Regions from separate parts of the Homo sapiens genome. Here region 2 is linked to region 1. Evidence: chromatin loops called from intact Hi-C (ENCODE). Cell type or tissue: HepG2. All regions are shown on one strand.

Evidence for each region. A loop is a pair of places that touch in the nucleus more often than their neighbours do. Peaks named below come from ENCODE experiments on the same cell type or tissue, not always from the same donor. Only the 100,000 strongest peaks of a DNase experiment are listed, where the experiment ranks them.
Region 2: it touches region 1 in a loop (6-fold over the local background); 20 of 110 quality-filtered maps call a loop at or near these places.

What each region holds. Positions count from the first base shown.
Region 1 is chr6:52,587,329-52,595,328 of GRCh38, forward strand. LOC124901330 (a long non-coding RNA gene) reads left to right here and starts at 6,477. Exons shown (of 2, transcript XR_007059610.1): 1 at 6,477-6,516. RefSeq lists an enhancer at 1,858-2,002 and a cis regulatory region at 1,925-1,936. In HepG2, a CTCF peak has its summit at 3,181; DNase peaks (open chromatin) are centred at 1,963, 2,933, 3,193, 3,483 and 1 weaker place; H3K4me3 peaks cover 840 bases.
Region 2 is chr6:52,637,066-52,645,065 of GRCh38, forward strand. No RefSeq gene overlaps it. Among named protein-coding and RNA genes, the nearest start is that of TMEM14A, 30 kb to the right of the region's middle. In HepG2, no CTCF peak of the experiment used is centred here; a DNase peak (open chromatin) is centred at 3,236; H3K4me3 peaks cover 578 bases; H3K27me3 peaks cover 1,985 bases.

The DNA.
Region 1 (8,000 bases):
CCATTTTTATGTTGATACCTGAGGTAATTACACAGTGAAGATGCCCCAAGTGGATTCTGCTTCCACGTAAAAGATATGTTCAGGACGAAAGTTATGTTTAGATTTGGTAGAAGTTTGCCTTGGGGTAGACTTTAAGACCCTGAAAGGCAGGGATCATAGCTTTCCATCTATGAGAGAGTAACCATCATTGCCTGCCACATAGTAGGTACTGAGTAAATATTTGTTGACAAACATGTATGAATGAATTATTTGGGAAACACAAGGATGGCTCTCCTTGACTCTGAAGTTCAACCCCACATTCTGATTCTTCATGCTTATACAGTTTTAAAATTGCATTTCTTTATAAATCGGTTAGGCATCCAGAAGTGTCCTGTTATGATGCAAAACATTCTTAGATGTTAAAAATATTAAACCCTTTGCATCTGTTGTCCCTTTGTCAGGAATTAGCTGGTCACATTACTGTCTCCTTGATTCTTTGCTGATGATGTTGGGCATGGGGCAGGTCTGGTGGTTTCTCTGACTGGGCTGAAGGACTTTTGCTGACAAATAGGAGAGGGTCCTTTACAGTAGGAATCACCAAGCCTGCAAGGAAGGACCCAAAGACTCCCCTCTCTCATGATCTCAGCAGCCAACCCCTGCCCATAGTGCCTTCTTGGCAGCCGTGCTCCTGATTTGAAGGGAATTCCTCACTTTGTCCCATGGGTTTCTGCAAGCTGAGCAGGACACCTAGGTGAGGACAGAAGTAAAAAGAGAAGAGGAAAGGTGAGAGCGAGAAAGAAAACATGAGAAGGGAGACACACAACAGTAAGAAGAGAAGAGAGGAAAGAGAGGGATATGAGCAGGGGGTAGGAGAGACAAAAAATAGATTGTATTTGCAGCACAATGCCTCTAGTAATAATATTACCATTATCTTGCCTGAACAGATGTGCAAGGACTCCCGTCTACTCATTATCCAACATGACAATGGAACACGTTTCTATCAGCCTCATCGGAAATCTTGGCAGATGCTGTCAGAAAGTGTGTGCTGTTCCTGAGATGTGATTTTTCAACAGTGTAGACTGTACTATTTGACTAGGGGTGGGAAAAAGAGGAGCGGGAGTTGATTGTGCTTTCTTTTGGTTTTGTTTTTAATTTTGAAATTCTTCTCTCCAAGGGGGCCTTGCCTTGGACTATGTCCAGCTTTGCTGAATAGCCATGTCTGCATGACCAGTGGACTGGGGCTGGCCAGCAATCCCAGGGCCACACCAAAGCCCAGTGCCGAGGGCCCATTTCTTTGAAATAGTTCCCTCATGGCTCTCACTTCCCCTTACTCCAACATTATTCGTACCTACCATGCCCCGCTATTCCACTTCTGCCCTGACCTCAGTGTCTTGCATTGAGACATTTGAAGAGTGTGGTTCAAGGAAAGAGCATGTTTGTTCCCAGCTGAACAAGGCTCAGGGAGACTAGCAGTGCCAGAGACAGGAGTGGGCAACATTTCTGTGTGAATTAAGCCATGCAGTGTGCAAGTTCCCCATGGCAAACACCACCTTTCCCTGGGAAGACAGCCAAGGCCTGGAGCCCCATGTAGGAAATCTCCTGTGAGAGGCCCTTCCTGAGCTCCACAGAAAATGATTCTTTTCATAGGCACTGAGTCCCCTTTTTTTCTAGCCATAAATGCCCACATCACAGTCCCCCTTCCTGGCCTTCTACACTCTGCTCCCGTGCCAAGTGCCCTCACCCAGGCCCCCTCATAGCTCATGCACCCCTTTCCCTTCCTTTCCACACTCAACTGGCCTCCCCAAGCCCTCAGAAAGCCTATTCCTTTCCCCTGCTGTGCTGTTGACTCTCCCTCCATCCTGCACTCTATGCCTCTCACTTGAAACTGCTCCATGCCGTGACCTAACATCTCCAGAGGCTCCTCTCGGGTTGAACAGACATGATTTGTTGACTTTGCCAGATTAGCAAAGGGAGCAAATTCCATAGATTCCTCTGCCCCTAAGTCTCAAAGTGCAGACCTTCATCTTGATAGCAGGAGCGAGGTGATGGAGGCAGCCTGGGATTGCATAAAACAGTAACAGCAATATGATGACTCTGTAGGGACAATTACTCCCTGGCAGGTCTAAGGGCTAAGCCTTAATCTTTCCAACAAGGCTCTGCAGTAGGTATTATTACTAGCCTCATTTTGTAGTCGAGAGAATGGAAGGCCGGGTGCTGTGGCTCATGCCTGTAATCCCAGCTCTTTGGGAGATGGGCAGATCACTTGAAGTCAGGAGTTCAAGACCAGCCTGGCCAACATGGTGAAATCCCGTCATTATTAAAAACACAAAAATTAGCCGGGTGTGGTGTAAACCCAGCTACTCCAAAGGTTGAGGCACAAGAATCGCTTGAACCTGGGAGGCAGACGTTGCAGTGAGCCAAGATTGCACCACTGCACTCCAGCCTGGGCAACAGAGCAAGACTCTGTCTCAAAAAACAAAACAAAACAAAAGGCCCGGCAAGGTGGCTCACGCCTGTAATTCTAGCACTTTGGGAGGCCAAGGTGGGTGGATCACCTGAGGTCAGTAGTTCAAGACCAGCCTGGCCAACATGGTGAAACCCCGTCTCTACCAAAAATACAAAAATCAGCCAGGCATGGTTGTGGGTGCCTGTAATCTCAGCTACTCGGGAGGCTGAGGCAGGAGAATCACTTGACCAACACTCTCGCCTTAACCTGGGAGGCAGAGGTTGCAGTGAGCTGAGATTGTGCCACTGCACTCCAGCCTAGGCAACAAGAATGAGACTCTGTCTCAAAAATAAATAAATAAATAAAAGGAAAAAGAAAGATGTTAAGTGACTTTTTCAAGGCCCTGAGTTTGCAAAAGACAGACCCCTAGCATGCCTGGGGAGGGGCTTTGTGCACTCATCCGGCTGCCTTTCCTGGCATGCCCTGGGGATGGCAGGAAACCTGGATCCCTGCCCAGCTCTGCTGTTTCTAGGTAGGTTACCTCAGGTCAGACACATTCATTTCCCAAGTTTCTGTTTTCTAATCAGAAAAACTGTGGGATTTGAGGTGATTTCTTAGGGCCTTTTCCATATGGTGATGCTGTCATTTTTTTTCCTAATGATAAAAGTATTCAGAAAGCTCTTCAAATTTTCTGGACTCAGGGTCAGTCCTAGGCAAAGAGAAGAAATAGGAGGCAACATTGATCTTTGGTGACACCTAAAGGCTCTGTGCAACCTTTTCCTCTGTCCAGAGTAAGCCTTTGGTGTAATCCCTGCTGCCTCTGGGGACCCCAGGGCAAAGTCTTGGGGAGGGCGCAAAGAGGGCTTGTCCATCACTTGAGGACGCAGAGGACGCATGTGCCCTGCACATCAGGATGAGTAAACCTGAGCTCCTTACTAAAATAAAGCTGTCTTTTGAGTGTGTCCTCACTTGTAACCGGGGTAAATGCACTGACCAGTGCTAGTCAAAGATGACCTCAACAACTGCTCCATTCCAACTGTCTTGGGCAAGAGGGGAGTGACTGTTTATGCTTTGATATGAGATGGAGTCATAAATACTGTTTCAGATGTTTCAGATGCCAGGGGAACATATGATCAGAGACACCAGCATCATACTGTCATGCCAGGAAACCTTCAGTGACTGCCTGCTAGAGGAAGTTCACATCCCTTAGCTTGGCTTCAAGGAACTCCAGGAGCAACACTCTCGCCTTCCCACCTTGGCCTCTGCCTTCCCTAGCTAGACACCCATGAGTATACATTCCCCCAATTCCCCGACCAATTTTGACTGAGCCAGCAGCACATCAAGGGTTAACCCTTACCATTTGTGAAAATTTTGTATCATCATATTTGGTTGATTCTAAGATGCACACTTTTTCTCATATTAACCTCTTACTCATTTAACATTGATGTTACAATCAATGACATGTCATTGTTTTGTGGCACTTTTTCTTTCTTAGTGGTTTGTAAAATAATGGTGCATCGTGACTGAAGGCCTCTTGGATTTGCTGAAATACTGGAAGTAGCATTCTCCAGATTTGAGCTCTAGCAGCTCTGCCAGAAGCCGGGAACCTGTGTGCCCATACTCTGAGTTTGTTTTCCCAGTTAGGACTGGGTCCTAGTGTAATGGGGTGATATCTGGGAACCTATATAGCTCCCTAGATATAACCAAGGGTGATATTCAAAGTGTTTAATGACCATACCAGGCCAGGTGCATTGGCTCATACCTGTAATCCCAACACTTTGAGAGGCTGAGGCGGGCAGAACATTGAGGTCATGAGTTTGAGACGAGCCTGGCCATTGTTGTGAAACCCTGTCTCTACTGAAAATACAAAAATTAGCCAGGCATTGTGGCAGGTGCCTGTATTCCCAGCTACTCAGGAGGCTGAAGCAGGAGACTCGCTTGAACCTGGGAGGCAGAGGTTGCTGTGAGCTGAAATTGTGCCACTGTACTCCAGCCTGGGTGATAGAGCAAGGCTCCGTCTCAAAAGAAAAAAAAAAAAAAAGAATTACCATACCAATTAGAAGAGAAGATGACTGAAAACAACTGGCTTGTGTATCCTGGAGCTTACCTGCTGAACCCCAGGCCTACTACCGTGCTCCTTACCTGTTTGTTCTCCACTCATCTCATTCCTTATTTTATGGATACTTGACAGCACACTCAGGGAACATGGCCTGTTGCCCATTCCCAGGAGACATTCCCTAATCAGGGTGAGCCAAGCATGGTTACCCCAGGCTACTTTAGGGGAGGGTATGTGTACTAGTTTTCTGTTGCTGTTGTAACAAATTACTACAACTTTAGCTCAAAACCACACACATTTATTTTCTTACAGTGATATAGGCCAGAAGTCTGGTTCATGTCTCACTGGGCTAAAATCAAGGTGTCCACAGGGCTGTGTTCCTTTCTGGAGGCTTGAGGGTAGAATCTGTTTCCTTGCTGTATCAGGTGTTGGCTGATTTTAGTTCCTTGCAGCTGCAGGACTGGGGTCCCTGTTTCCTTGCTATCTGTTATCTGGGGGTCTCTATTAGCTTCTAGCAGCCTCTCTTTTTTTTTTGTTTTTTGTGGTTTTTTTGTTTTTTTTTTAATGATTAAGTATAGAGTTTTTTTTAGGCTAAAGCTTGAGGATAGCCACCTGAGGGCATACATTCAAGTTGCCCTGAGTGCACATTCCTATTAGCAGTAGTTACAGGTGGCACTTGTTTGTTTTTATTGCTACATTATATTTATACATATTTAAGGGATCTCTCTCCTGTTCTTATACATCACCTCCTACATCTCATCCCCAAATACTTCCCACGCTGCCATCTCCCTTACTCCCCTGGGCTAATGTGATTAGATGGGGCGCACTGGTAATCCAGCATAGCCTCCCCATCTCAAGATTCATGCCCTTAATCATATCTGCAAAGTCCCTTTTGCCATGTAAGGTAACATAGTCACAGGTTCCAGGGGACTAGAATTTGAACATCTTTGACAGCATTATTCTGCCTATTACAGTATGTAAACCATCCTTGCCAATGAAATGTAGAGAGAAATCTGCTGAGGCTTGCAGGGAGGATTTTGCTCTCTGATTAAAAAGAGAGACATTAAGGAGGTCTGCTTTGATTGAGGTGATGTGAGCTTGGCAGCTATCTAATGACCATAAGGCCCTAACATCAAGAATAAAAGCAGACACACTGAGAACAGCAGTAAGAGTATCAAAGTGAAAAAGTAGAAAGAGCTTGGCCTTTTGATAACAATGTTTAGCCACCAAGCCAATCCTAAAGCACCTACTTCCAGACTTCTTGAGAGATACTTTGCTATCTTTATTGCTTAAGCCACTGTTAGTTAAATATTGTTACTTGTAGCTAAAATCATCCCAATAGTCTGTTACTTATAGCTAAATCATCCCAGATCATCCCAATATTCTGTTATTTGTAGTTAAGTCATCCCAGATAAAATTTAACACCTTTATTATTGGTCCATTTCAATAATACCTTGATTTACTGCTTGGTAATTAATTTGTCTGTCCTACCTATTAGTAGTATCTTGGTCCTACTATAGTACTCATACTACCCACCTCCTCCCTAAACTTTTGCCTATTTAACTAAGGTCCTGGCCTCCTGCCTAGTTTCTCCTGACACCCTCTTTAGGGGCTAGGCAAGGCCCCTATATTTCCAGTTATGGCTGGGGATTAGTCTTGGATGAACAGATCTCCCCAGCCCATGACACTGCCTATAGATTGTACCTCCTAATTGAGATGATTGTCTGAATTATACCTGACTTTGCTGCCTTTAAAACATGATTACTTGGAAAGCTGACTGACTTCACAGTGGCTCCATCTCCCCAGCCCTGACCCATCCAGTTTCACTGTTTAATCCTGCATTTCCAGGGTCACATCATAATACACTCTGTCCATCTTGATATCTCTGGTGTCTCTCCTTTTGTTTTTTTGAGACAGGATCTCGCTTTGTCACCCAAGTTGGAGTACAGTGATACAGTCTTGGCTCACTGCAGCCTTAACCTGCTAGGCTCAAGTGATTCTCCTGCCTCGGCCTCCCGAGTAGCCGGGACTACAGGTATGCACCACCATACCTGGTATTTTTTTTGTAGACATGGGGTTTCGCCGTATTGCCCAGGCTAGTCTCAAACTCCTGGGCTCAACTGATCTGTCTTAATATCCAGGCATACTAGACCACTGGCCATTCTTTGACTAGTCTTTTCACTTTTATGCTTTTACTCAACTTCTCATGCTGGTCCTGTAATCAGAAATGCCCTTTCTAGACTCTTATATCTTTACCACTAAATCCTCATGACAATCTTGTGAGGAGGTGCTATTATTCCCATTTTGCCAATGATTAAAAAAAATTAGGTAACTTATTTAGGGTCATACAGAGTGGCAGACTGGGATGCTAATGCAGGTATCTCTTACTTCAAAGCTCATGTCCTTTCATTCCCATGTTTGGCATTTTAGAGATAGATAGTGCCCAACCCAAGACTTGAAGGACTTATTTCCCTCAATGTGTTATAAGCACCCTGTGGGCAGGTCTGATTATTTATTGACCACTAGAGTCAGTGGCGTGCTTGTAAAGGGTTAACAACTGACTCTCCAAGGGGCATGGGGGAGGCCCTGATTTACAGAGGTTTTCTGAGTCCTGTGGAGTAAATACTCCCATCTGTCTGATTCCGAGCTACTAGCATGACGTATGTCACTGAACAAGGGGTAGGGAACAGGTGCGCAGTAGCACACGTTAGAGGGTATTTCCACTACACAGACATCATTCATCTGAGCAGCCTCAAGGGCACAGTTAATAGTAAAATGGGAAATAATTAAGAAATGATGAGTTTGTATCTTTATTAACTTCATTTTAAATCTGATTTATTCAACAGTTATTTTATGTAATTTAATCTTTAATAATCATTACATTTAACAATCAGTTTGCAAATTTCCTAAAAATTTAACAATTAGACTCATAAACTGGTTTGAACTAGCTCCAGCTCACCACTGCTAGAGTCTATTATAATACTTTGCTTTTAGTAGACACGGAATGGTGGTAAGGATGCTAATAAAAAGAACATGATTCTCCACTTATGAGCTTTGAATGCAACTGGTAACCCAGATTTCAATATTCTTTCCTACATCTGAGACTTTCTTAGTTCTATCTCTCACACTTAACAGAAGGCCAAACAAAAAATAGTTGAGGGTGGATACCAAAGAATAGCCAAAGCTCCAACTAAGGACTGTGAATACTGAACTCTGCCCAGGGTCAGGGTGGGGCCCGATGCCTGCTTGCAGTTGAAAACAGTCCTCTACAATTGGGCTTGAGCAAGCCTCTGAGCTATAACTGTCTTTCCTCCTCGCCTCTTCCTGACCACACCCACAACAAGAGAAGCACTGAAGAAAAAGCACCAGTCATAATATTCTATTACATTCCAGAAAGGACAACCTCCCAGGAAGTGGGGAGCCTAGAAAGAAGTAAAACCTAAATTGCATCCTCCCAAAGGAGGCGAAGTCCTGAACTTCAGCTATCTTAACCTTTTGTTATGGGTGCAGTGCTGATCT
Region 2 (8,000 bases), 50 kb after region 1:
GACCTGGCAAATGCACTTCTAGGTATTTACTCAGGAGAAATGAAAACATCTGGAAACAGAGAAGACTTGTACATGAATGTCCATAGCAGCTTTATTCATAATACTGAATACTCCAAGAAGAAAATTAGATTTCAAAAAATGTTTTTCTTTTCTCTTTTCTCTTTTCCCAGCCTTGGCCTCAACAAAAATAGCAACAAACTAGAAACAACCCAAATGTCCATCAGCAGGGGAATGAATAAACAACATGGATATTTACATACAGCAGAGTTCTGCTCGGAGATAACAAAAACACAATAGCTCCTGATACATACGACACATGGATAGGCCTCAGTATTGCTATACCGAGTGAAAGGAAGTCAGGCACAAAAGGGTACATATTGTAAGATTCCATTTATATGAAGTTCTGAAACAGGCAAATGCAATCTATTGCAAAAGAAATCAGGACAGTGGTTTCAAGTGGGGCAGGGAGTGGACAGAGATTGACTGGGATGGCATGATGGAAATTTTGGGAGTTATGGCAATATTCTATATCTTAATGGGATGTGGGTTATACAGATGTATGCAACTGTTGAAACTTGTCCAACTGTATATTTAAGACCTGTCGTTTCACTATATAAAAATTATACTTCAACAAAAATAAGGAAAATTAAAAAGAAACAAAATCTAAATCTTTTTATTATGAAAGTTTTCAAGCACACAAAAAAGTAGAACGTATACTGTACTGAGCACTCAGTCATATTTGAGTAATCACTTGCTAGCTTCAGTTATTGGTAATAAATTGCTTAAGACATAGGTCCCAACAGTTCCCTACATGTTTGTGAGCCAAGAATGATTGAATGTTCACTTTCTAATGAAAGGCCTTTCTTCTCCCCTTGACAGGTCTCATGATTTGGTAGCATTTTCTTGCCTTCTCAGGGATTTCAATGGAATATCAGAATTTGACTCATTGAGATCTATTGAATAAATTTGGTCATTTTTAAATATCAGCGGGGCGTCATCTTTTAGGGCTTTTCCACTAGTAAACATTGCCTTTTAGAAGAAGATACCCAGGACTAATTATTTATTCTAAAATAATCTCAATATTTTTGCTATTTCACCAAGCAAAGAATTACAGCGATAGTTTATACTAATACTTCTCTGCATCATGTTTTAGAAGATAAATGAATAGAGAGAACGAGGCAGATTTAGGTTAGAATACTGTTTTTACCAATTGTTTTCTATGTGACTCTGAATAAGTTTCTTTTCTTTTGTTTTTCTTTCTTTTTTTTTTCTTTTTTTTTGAGATGGAGTTTCACTCTTGCTGCCCAGGCTGGAGTGCAATGGTGCGATCCCAGCTCACCGCAACCTCTGCCTCCCAGGCTCAAGTGATTCTACTGCCTCAGCCTCCTGAGTAGCTGGGATTACAGGCATGTGCCACCATGGCCGGCTAGTTTTGTATTTTTAGTAGAGGCGGGGTTTCTCCATGTTGGTCAGGCTGGTCTTGAACTCCCAATCTCAGGTGATCTGCCCGCCTCGGCCTCCCAAAGTGCTAGTATGTCCAGAATTGGTTCCTTCAGGTGGGTTCTTGGTCTCGCTGACTTCAAGAATGAAGCCGCGGACCCTCGCCGTGAGTCTTACAGTTCTTAAAGATGGTGTGTCCGAAATTTGTTCGTTCAGATGTTCAGATGTGTCCGGAGTTTTTTCCTTCTGGTGGGTTCGTGACTTCAGGAGTGAAGCCACAGACCTTCGCAGTGAGTGTTACAGCTTTTAAAGGTAGTGCGGACCCAAAGAGTGAGCAGCAGCAAGATTTATTGTGAAGACCAAAAGAACAAAACTTTCACAGTGTCGAAGGGGACCTGAGTGGGTTGCCGCTGCTGGCTCGGGTGTCCAGCTTTTATTCCCTTATTTGGCCCCACCCATGTCCTGCTGAATGGTCCACTTTACAGAGCGCTGGTTGGTCCACTTTTTTTTTTTTTTGAAACAGAGTCTCGCTCTGTTGCCCAGGCTGGAGTGCAGTGGCACGATCTCAGCTCACTGCAAGCTCCGCCTCCTAGGTTCACGCCATTCTCCTGCCTCAGCCTCCCAAGTAGCTGGGACTACAGGCGCCTGCCACCACGTCCGGCTATTTTTTTTAATATTTTTAGTAGAGACGGGGTTTCACCGTGTTGCCAGGATGGTCTCGATCTCCTGACCTCATGATCCGCCCACTTGGGGCATTTTACAGAGTGCTGATTGGTGTGTTTACAAACCTTTAGCTACACAGAAAAGTTCTCCACGTCCCCACCCCACCCAGAAGCCCAGCCAGCTTCACCTCTCACTGGGACTATAGGCATGACTACTGTGCATGGCCATGAATAAGTTTCTTAATCTTTCTGACCCTCAGTTTCCACATCGATAGGCATAAGAATACCTATCTCAAAGTGTCATAAAAAGGATTAAATACTGTCTGTGAAAATGTCTCATGTCTGTAATCCCAGCACTTTGGGATGCCAAGTCTGGAGGATCCTTTGAGGCCAGGAGTTCAAGAGCAGCCTGGGCAACTGTCTCTACCAAGAAAAAAAAAAAATTAGCTGGGCGTGGTGATCCACCTGTAGTCCCAGCTGCGTGGGAGGCTGAGGCAGGAGGATCACTTGAGCCTAGGAGTTGTAGGCTGCAATGAGCTATGATTGCATCACAGCACTCCAGGCTGGGTGACAGAGGGAGACCTGTCTCAAAAAACAAAAAACAAAAACAAACAAACAAAAAACAGAAAAAAAGAAAATGTCTTGGTATATGCCAGGAACTTAGTAAATAGTACTACCTTCTCTTAACTCCTTAACAGAAGGTAAGAATGAAGAACATTCCTTCCTCTGTATTTCAGAAGTAGGTACACTCTTTGGGGGAATTTATACAAGTCCAATTTGAACTCTTTTACAGGTGAGGTTGGGAAGGATGGGTCAAGGTAGGTGGGGATGGGTGAGGGGTGAGATATCCTTACCTTTTATCTCCCTAGAACATCATGAATATTTTATAACTACTAATGATGAAAATATTGTTTGTACTCTCTATTTTTCTCTGTGAAAGGGTGTTTGGAAAGTCATTTCTTGTTGTTATGTTTGGTTTCTAGTGCTCCCTGGGAAGCACTGATCTTGGATTTGGCTGCTGTGTGGGAGACCAGTGTTCCTCTTAGCTGATGGTGGAGACTCACGTCAGTGCAGGCTGCAGCGATGACTCTCAAACTGTGAACAATGCTCCCCAGTGTGTGCACGGGAGGGCCAGCATATGGAGACCTCGCGGAGAGCCAAACGCGGGCTCTCTGCACTTCCTTCAGTTTTGTTTAAATACAGGATCCGGTTTGCCTTTGTCACCCGCTGTAGCACCACCAGGCTTCATTCACTGTGAAGCCTTGCCAGATCTCTGTAATAAATTACCTGGGAGGCCAAGGCGGGAAAAGAGGAAAGAACAAGGTAAAGCGCTTTGAAATCTGACTTTCTCCCTGGAGTGTTCAGTGTTGCCTATTTAGAAGGTGCAGGGTTGTGCTAAGGTGTGTGCTGGGAGCTTTGTAGGCTAAAGTTTGTAGAAAAAGTTTGGTTCATTTCAGTCATCACTTACAAATTTTTTCTATTAAGTGTTTAAGATTTCCAAACTTAAAAAAAAAAAAAAACAGGTTCAGAGTATTTTTAAAAAGGCATTGGTCATTTGTACAGCTTACATTTCACTAAATCTTTACAACAATTTTGAGAGGTAGGTAATACTAGTATCCCTCATTTTATACTGAGGAAACTAAGGCTCAAAGAGGCTCAATGCTTGTCTGGTATCATATAGTCAGTAAGGAATAAAACCAAATCTTGAACCCTGGCTTCCTGGCTCTGTGTCTTTTCCTAGCAGACTGACCATCAAGGCTGGACATCCCTTTCAGTTCTTTTGAGAACAGACTAGTTGGCTAGATGTGAAGAAAACAAGCTTTGGAGTAATCTTCCCTCTGCACAGCCTGTGATATTGGGATCCAGTGAGTGACGGTGAGAGGTGGAGATGTATGAACGAGACCTGAGACGTTGGACCTGAACATCACAGCAATCACTTGCAGGGCTAAGATTCAGGGCCAGCTGTCCATGGATTCTCCCGAGTTGGATCGTCTTTCACACACCTGCTTCCTGAGGTTACATCTCTTTTCCAGCCTAGGAGCAACCAATAAAGAGCAGAGAGCAAAGAAAAGCAGACACACAAATCATCTCTAGACTATGTCAAGGGTATCCCCAAAATGGGAAAGAAATTCATGAATGTACACACAAAATGTCACGTATTTTTGTTTTACATTAAAAACACTGTGTCCCAGAAGTAAGGAGTAGAATGGTGGTTGCCAGGAGCTGAGGGGTTGGGGACATGGAGATGCTGGTCAAAGGGTACAAAATTTCAATATGCAGAATGAATGAGTTCTGGAGAGCTAATGTACAGCATGGTGACCATAGGTAATCATGTGGTATTATATTGTGACATTTGCTGAGAGTAGGTTTCAAATGGTCTCACCACAAAAAGGAAAATGGTAACCATGTGAGGTGATGTTTATGCTAATTAGCTTGATTGTGGTAATCATTTCACAACATGTATGTATATCAAAACATCTCATTGTACACCTAAATATATACAATTTGATTTGTCAATTGTACATCAATAAAGCTGGAAAAATGTATTCAATCCTATATAATAGATTGGGAAATTACATAGCCATATCTGATTATGAATTCAGCAAAGCTTTTAAATATGTTTTTATTTTACTATTCACAAGAGCACCTTGGTGCATTTGAAATTAAATCCTTCAATGTGGAGAAAACAAAACACTGTCTCACTGAGCACAAAGCTTGTTCAATATTTTTGTCAGCGCGATGTATTTTTGTTAGCAATGTTGACCACTGAAATGATTTCCTTAGCAGATAATTTTCCAGTAAACCTCCCACATCATTGCAAACTTCCTGTTCCCAGCTGCTCTTCCTCTTCTTAAGCCCCTCATTATAGGCAGTAGGAGAGCTGATAATCAGCAGAAAATTAAGCTGGCAGGGTGTGTGCTTAAAGGCGTCAATTTCCAAGGGAAGGAAGTGTTCATTTTGTTTTGTTTTATTTTGTTTTTATGAAGCATTGCTTTTTACTTGTGTTGTGCCTTTTGAACTTAAGCATTATTTTTTGACAATGGAGACTTTTGGTTTAGTGCAGTTCTCTGTAACTGGACAGTACTCAATAGAAATTGTTGAATTGAATGTTTAACATATGCTTCTCTTTGACCAAATAAGGAATATTTTATGGGCCATTTTTCATTTTAGATGAGCTTATAGGAATAGGCACTCTTTGGAAATTGGAGAAATTAATTCTTAGGGAGTGTAGTCCAAGTTTAATTCTGGGTCTTTGAGTGATACTTTTAAAACAAGTGCCTTTGACCCTTGATTAAGTACAAAATAAGCACATAGCTAATGTAAACCTCTTAAATCAGTGGTTATCAGGCTTGGCTGCACAGTGGAATAACCTCAAGTGGGATGTGTGGGAGAATTAAAAAAAAATACTGCTGCCCGGGTCTCAGACTCAGAAATCCTTATGTAATTGGTCTAATCTACAGCCTGTCTTCAGGGTTTTTAAAAGCTTCCCAGGAGATGCTAATGGATAGCCAAAGCTGACAACCATTGTCTTTAATGAATGAACACATTTAATCAGCCTGTACTAAGTACTAGGCACTGACGCTAGGCACCTGTTTCTGTTATCTTTTATTAATGTGGAAATTGGCACTCATAGAAGTTGATTTGTTTACCATCACAGAGCAGAAAACTGTTGAAGATGGAAAGCAAACAACAACAACAAAACCTAACAGTCCTATGGCCTCCCCACATTCTTTGCCATTTACATCATAGTAGTTAAAAAATATGCTGGTGACTGCAAAAGCCAATGTATCAACCTTTAAAATGAAGAAATAATGAAATGAAAACTAACTTTGTTGAAGATTAGGACAGTCCTTGGGATGGTATGTGATATAAGTTTTAAACTCTGTGTAAAAATAAAACCTGAGTGCAAAGCCTGTTGGATATATGTCTACTTCTGCCACATTCTATTTTCCAAAACCCAGCAATATCTTCTATTGAATTGGAAATTGTAGACTAATGTTAAGAAGGGCCTAATGTCAGCCCTCACTGCATTGGGCACCAGAGATGTGTTTAGTCACTGAGAAGCAGGACCTGGATAACTGCCACAGAGAAAACAGGGGCTGAGCTGTCCACACAGTGAAACTCACAAGGCACACAATGGCAAAGTCAGTTCATCCAAAGGACCTGTTGTAAACTGCTAGGCTGCGGCACTGAGATTGTGTGTCAGTTACAGATATCCAAGCTGCTTTGAAATCCAGGGAGCAGCTAATCAGTTAAAAAGCGTTCAACTGAGAAAAAACAAAACTTCAACCATACCCAACTGTGACTGTGATGGAGAAGATTAGCGCCTATCTGAAGGTGGTTTGTGACATTAATGTGTGTGTGTGCTGTGTAGGTTTGGTCTGAATAACCCCTTATTCACAGCACCATGATTCAGGTGCCCTGTCAATGCTTCCTTCTTCTCTCTAAATTCTCCTCCTTCAAGGTCTTGCCTCCATCCTCAAACAGTGTTGGTCCATCTGCTGATAAACATATGGAATAAGCAGGACTTGTAGACATTTTTAGACCCTATCTGGAGCAGTGAGAACTGTCTATTTCAGAAAAAGATAGAGACAAAAGCAGATGCAGAAAGGGAGGCAGACACAAAGAATGAAAGTGCCAAGTAAAGAAAGTGACAGGCAGGTTCTTGGAGACTGAGGTAGAGAAGCACAGACAGGATAAGACAGAGAAAAAATAAGGCAGAGACAGGGAGAACCCCAAAAAGAGAGAGAATAGAAAGAAACAGAGGTAGAAACTCTTGAGAAAGCTAGGCAGACAGTAATGACAGCTTCAACCGGTCAGTATTGGAGGGAGAGAGGAATAGAGAGAGGTAGCAGAGGAAGTCAGATAGGAGACAGCGGTAGTCCAAGAGAGACACATTCCGAGCAGAGGCAGACAGGGTGAAAGGGAGATGGAGGTCAGCAGAGAGCTAATGCCAGGCAGGAGTATGGAAAGTTTTGTGTGCATTTCTCCTAGAGAAATGAGAAATGGGACTGGTTTGCCAGGAGAGACAGCCTTTCCAGTCAGGACTCTTGAAGTGTATGATTGTAGTCATCCTAAATGGAAATGGGATTCCTTCCTCCCCAAGCCCATTCCTGCTCCATCTGGAGGGCAGTCTGGTGAATGTGGTTTTCTATGCTGGTATTCTGGGCCGTAGGAGGGCCTCACAGAACTGCAGAATGTTGGAACTGAGATCTGCATGGTAGATGTGTGTGGTTTCTTGGCCAGCCCCTCTTCACTTACCCTGTTTCCAGGAACGGCCTCCAATGTTTGTGGGGGATCCACCCTTCCCCACTTTCCATCCCTGTGGTTTTTGTGGAGTTGACAGTCCCTCCCTACCACCTCGCATTCCAGGGATGGTGTCCGACCCAGGACTGGCATATGATCCAGAGTGTCAGTTTCTCCTGTGGTCAGTGATTGGTTCAGGGATAAGAACATAACTCAGTCTCATTTTGGAGGGTCTGTTTGGGCTTCTGAGTTTGCCCTCAAATCCACATTTGAACCATGGAGACATGTTGGCTGGTACTGGGGCTGCCATCTTGCCGCCATGCATGGTCTGAAATGAAGCCAAACACATGGAGCAGTAGAGAGTAAAATAAAGAACAACTTGGTTCATGTGGCCTCTTTGGAACACTGTTCAAACTGTTTCTGAAGTTAGAACTATCTCTAGATTTTATTTGCAAGAGCCAATAGAGTAACTTTTTGCTTAACAGTTTAAACCAGTTTCAGTTGGATTTTCTGTCACTTGCAACTAAATCCTAACTGATGTAACGTCTTAGATACCATGCATCACCACATTTTATAGAAACTGAGTTTAAGTAATTCATCTAAGACTATGGCTAGTTAGTGGCAGGATATGAACTAGGTTTTTTCTACTAT